Linked DNA regions of Homo sapiens: region 1 is linked to region 2. Evidence: read pairs that join two places in POLR2A ChIA-PET (ENCODE). Cell type or tissue: CD4-positive, alpha-beta T cell. All regions are shown on one strand.

Region 1 (2,500 bases), 96 kb after region 2:
CCCTCCAGTGTGCCCTTAACCGCAGCAGTCTCTGTATCCTCCTTCCACTTGGGCTTCGCTACTCCTCTGAGCCCAGTGCCAGACTCAGGGGCTGCACAGGACCCCACCCTTGCTTTCCTGGCCCTCACGCTGTGGTTCCCTCGGCCTTTCCACAACGCTTCCTGATTCTGTAGGTGCTGGAGCTTCTTCCTGCAGTGGTCAGTGGTCCATTGTCCTTGTCACACTTTTCTGACCCCAGTGAGGGGACAGTGTATTTGGATATGAATCTGTTTTGGTCTCACTGCAAGATTTGGGACACTTTTCCTAAAGTTGGGAAGGGGCTGGTGGTTCAGTGTGCAGGTTTCGCAAGCAATAGAGAATGGTACACCTGGCCTAGGCACTTGCTAAGACCTGGCAGGACCTCAGGGGGGTATCTGGCAGAGGCCCACCCTTGCTGTCACATCAGGGGTGATGTGAGACTCTTCCCTGAATGTTCTGCTGTGTACAGGACCCCCAAGAATATTGCATGACCCTAGGGAGGGAAAGAGGCCTCACTAAAACCTGACCAATGCTGGCTTTCTCATCAGCCTTGGAAAGTGGCTCATGAAACACCACCTACTCATTTTTCCCCCTAACTATAAAAGCAATTCGTCTTAGAAAATTTAGAAAATATGGAAGAATGCAAAGACGACCAGACTTACCCAGAACCCCACCACCCAGGAGGAAGCACTATTGCCATTCGGGTCTCTTTCCCTCCAGTCATGATTTTGCCTGTTTAGTGATGAATATATGCAGTTTACAGGATGAGGGTTCCACTGTAGAGAGAGTTCTGTTTGCTGCCTTTTGTTTAATAGCTGCACAATATTCTCCTGCATGGATCTGCTATCATACATTTCCCCTTTTTTGGGCTATTTGGGTTGTTTCCAGTTTTTTTTTTTTTTTTTTTTTTTTGCTATTATTAGTAATGCTGCTGGAAACGTCCTTGCATATTGGTCTTTATGTATGTCTCTGATAACGTGATTTGTCACGAGTCACTGTGCAAAGACCCAGCTTGGGTATAAGGAGGTGTCCCAACCCAGAGCTCCAAAGTTAGACACAAACACCCATTTTCAGAGCTCTTGTCCCTTTAGCGAGGGTGTAGTGTGCGCCAGATTAGAGCTAACCTTCTCTTTACCTGCCTGAATTACCTGCCTGAAGGGTTCAAGTCTTCCCCACAACCCTTTAAGGTGACAGTATTTCTGCCCCTGGTTGACAGACAAGGGAACTGAGGCACAGATAGAGGCTAACTACTTGCCCAAGATCCCATAGTCAGTGGCAATGCTGGAACTTAAAACAAACAAAAGCAAACCACCCACCGCAGTGCAGGGACGGCGGCTCTGACACAAACGTAAATCATATCGTCACTAGCTGACTCCCACATGCCCGTTCGCGTTTTCACTTTCTCTGCTGCTTGGGTTTTCCACACCCCATCTTCCGGGTGGGTGTCTGAACACTTCCAATTCAGGACTGTTGAGCCTGACACTTCCTCTGCATTCGCTTGGCTCAAAGCTCCTGTCCACCTCCATCCACCACATCTGAAACTTTGAGAAGGGAGCTTCAAAATGTCATTGGAGCTGGAACAGCACATTTGCTGGTGGGGGACCCTGCTGTGACTCACTGCTGGGCTCAGAGCCACTGGAAACATTTCTCTTGGTAAGGAGGCCAATGTGGCCAGCAGAGCTTTACAGGCCCAAGGCCCTGCCTGAGCTACCTCAGAAGAGAGGAGGCACCGTGTAGTGCTTCCAGAACGCCTCCCACGGTCTCTCAGCGGAGTGGGGACCCACGGATGTGCTGAGGAGAGAGATCCAGACTGTGGGTGACACATGCAAATGCCCAGTTGCCACATACGCTGGACTCTTCCCAGTTCCAGGAGCCTGCAAAGCTCCTGAGCCTGTCTTTCCAGAATGTTCTTCCAGCCAAAGTCTAAGGTGCTGATGAGGAAAAAGCAGAGTAAGACTGTGATGATGCTGGAGAATGTGTACCCATACTGGAGGCAGTATGGGGACTGTCGTGGGTTGACCTGTGCCATCCAAAAGACATGTTACAGTCTTAGCCCCATTATTTCAGAATGTGACTTTATTTGAAAATAGGGTCTTTACAGATGAGGTTTGTTAAAATAAGGTAACACTGGATTAGGGTGGGCCCTAAATCAACGGCTGGTGTCCTTATAAGAAGGCCATGTGACAATGGAGGTGGAGATTGGTGAGATCCAGAAGCGAGGAGACGCAGGGAATTGATTCTACCTGGAGCCTTCAGAGGGAACATGGTTCTGCAGATACTGTGATTTTGGACTTGGCCTCCAGAACTGAGAGAATACCTTTCTTTTGTTTAAAGCCACCCAGGTTATGAACACTAATATAGGGGGTGAATTGGAGGGCTTGGCCCACCCGGAGGCACTAGATTCCATTCCTAGAGGCTGGAACGATGTCCTCAAAAGAGGAAGGAAGGGTTAGGACAGGATTTTCAATCCAAAAGTCCAAGT
Region 2 (2,500 bases):
CTGGAAATGAATTTATTATACCAAAAATAACAGAGTTGCAGTCATGGTAGGTGGGCAGGGAGAAGATCACGGGTAATTGAAACAAATGAAAGTTAGTGTTGGTTGTGTTGTCTTTTCAATTAATGTGGGTGGCTCGTTCTTCAGACCTTAGCTCAGCAGTCACCTTTTCAGAGGCTTTTCCAATCTTCTTTGTTTAAGTTGGTCCCCTCTGTATTATTCTGTGTCTCAGTCCCTTTTTTGTCCCACCCTGGCACTTGTCACATTTGCAAATACTTTGTCTCTCCCTGCAGCCTGAGCTGCTGGAAGGAAGGCAGGGAGGGGCTGTCGCTCTCTTGTCCCCCATGTTCTCTCCAGGGCCCGGCACAGCGCCTGCACACCTTGCTGCTCGGGAACTGGTCATGAAGCAGTGGGTCTGAGGGAGACCTGCAGGTGAAGGAGGCAACGGGAGCCCCTCTCATGGCTGCTGATGGGGCGGGAGAGGGAGGAGGGCTGGGATCATCCTATCCAGGGGCCCCTGATCCAGGGACGTCTCAGCACTTTGCAGGCCATTGACTCTTGAGAATCTGATTGAATCAGTGTTTCTCAACCTCATCACTGTTGATATCCTGGGCTAGACATTTCTTTATAGGGCGGGGTTGGGGCCTGTCCTGTGTAAGATGCTTAGCATCACCCCTGGCCACCACCTGGCAGGTGCCAGTAGCAACACCTCTTCCCCAAAGCTGTGAAGTTAAAAACATCTCCAGATATTGTCAAATGCCCCTGGGAGTCCAGGGCCAGGTTGCCCTTGGAACTGGGTCAGAAAACCAGCCTAACGCTCTAGTGGGAATGAAATCTTTGCAGCTCAGGCTTAGAAGCATTTCTTCAGCAGCCTCAGTTTCCACATCTGTAAATGAGGGAATCTGATGCCAGTTTCACACAGGGGAAAATCTGTCTTGAGAATTTACCTTTGTGCAGATCCATGCAGGCTTGGGGTGACGGGCTTGGAGAGTGCTGCCACTTGTTGGTGAGTAGGTGGGAGTGCACCCATGGCTCATTAAGCTCCAGTCCACAGGGAGGCAACTTGCCTGCCAGGTGGAATGCAGCTGGCTTGGCTGGTAAAGCCCTGGCTCTAAGACTGGGCCAGGGAAGCCGCAAATAAGGCCAGCTAGGGTGTGTGGCAGCCAGGGGAGTCAGTGGGGATGGGACATTTTTCTATCATTTTGATCAAATGTTTAGTGTTTTTTTTTTTTTTTTTTTTTTTCTGAGACGGAGTCTCGCTCTGTCACCCAGGCTGGAGTGCAGTGGCGTGATCTTGGCTCACTGCAAGCTCCACCTCCCGGGTTCACGCCATTCTCCTGCCTCAGCCTCCCGAGTAGCTGAGACTACAGGCGCCCGCCACCACGCCTGGCTAATTTTTTGTATTTTCAGTAGAGACAGGGTTTCACCGTGTTAGACGGTTAGCCAGGATGGTCTTGATCTTCTGACCTCGTGATCTGCCCACCTCGGCCTCCCAAAGTGCTGGGATTACAGGCGTGAGCCACCACACCCAGCCATTTAGTGATGTTTAAAAAAAGTTGGGCCAACTTTGTTTATTTCCCTCTCCCTTTTCCTGCAGATGCAGAGATCCCTCTCCCTTAGAATCTCTCTAATTCAGGGCTTGGATGTTCGGATTTGCATGAGGGCAGGGAGTGTGAGGGTTGGAATCATGTCTAGCTGCTTGCCCGGCAATGACTCCCCGTGGCCAGACTGGTGGTGATTCCAGGCAACTCCCTCCCCCAGGCCAGGCTCGGTGGAAAAGGCAGAAGGTTGGCACTGCCCATGGCAATCCAAACTCACATCTTTCCCTAAACCTGCCCCTCCTCCAACCCAGTAGAGGCTGGGCCAGACCCTGAGTTCCACAGCTAGAAACATCACCTCCATTTGGGAGGCTGAGGTGGGAGGATCGCTTGAGGCCAGGAGTTCAAGACCAGCCTAGGTAAAATAGTGAGACCCTATTTCTATGAAAAAAAATGAAAAGAAACTTAGCTGGGCATGGTGGTGTGCACCTGTAGTCCCAGCTAGTCGGGAGGCTGAGGTGGGAGGATTGCTTGAGCCCAGGAGTTTGAGGTTGCAGTGAGCAGAGATTGCGCCACTGCACTCCAGCCTGGGTGACAGAGTGAGAACTCAAATAAAAATAAATAAATAAATAAGAGAGAGGGAGAGAGGGAAACATCACCTCCATCACTGAATCCTACTGGCTCTACTTCCTAAATAAGTCCAATTCATCCATTTCCCCCACCCCTACTGCTGCCCTCACCTCAATTTGAGCCTCTGATATGGTCTAGATATTTGTCCCTTCCGAATCTTATGTTGACGTGCGAGTCCCAGTGTTGGAGGTGGGGCCTGGTGGGAGGTGTTTGACTCATGGGGGTGAACCTCTTATGAATGATGAATGGCTTGGTGCCCTCCCTATGGTAAAGAGTTATCATGAGATCTGATTGCTTAAAAGAGACCACAACCTCCTCCCAACCCCATGCTCCCT

The links. Peaks named below come from ENCODE experiments on the same cell type or tissue, not always from the same donor. Only the 100,000 strongest peaks of a DNase experiment are listed, where the experiment ranks them.
Region 1: POLR2A ChIA-PET joins it to region 2 with 8 read pairs; 2 of 35 experiments call an interaction of 5 or more read pairs at or near these places.

Annotation. Positions count from the first base shown.
Region 1 is chr5:133,929,358-133,931,857 of GRCh38, reverse strand. The region is part of intron 3 of LOC105379182 (a long non-coding RNA gene); the gene reads left to right. Among named protein-coding and RNA genes, the nearest start is that of WSPAR, 17 kb to the right of the region's middle. RefSeq lists a silencer at 1,085-1,164 and an enhancer at 1,385-1,534. In CD4-positive, alpha-beta T cell, no CTCF peak of the experiment used is centred here; a DNase peak (open chromatin) is centred at 1,397; H3K4me3 peaks cover 996 bases; H3K27ac peaks cover 1,466 bases.
Region 2 is chr5:134,025,257-134,027,756 of GRCh38, reverse strand. It overlaps a transcript of VDAC1 not described here. Among named protein-coding and RNA genes, the nearest start is that of VDAC1, 22 kb to the right of the region's middle. In CD4-positive, alpha-beta T cell, a CTCF peak has its summit at 979; a DNase peak (open chromatin) is centred at 1,006.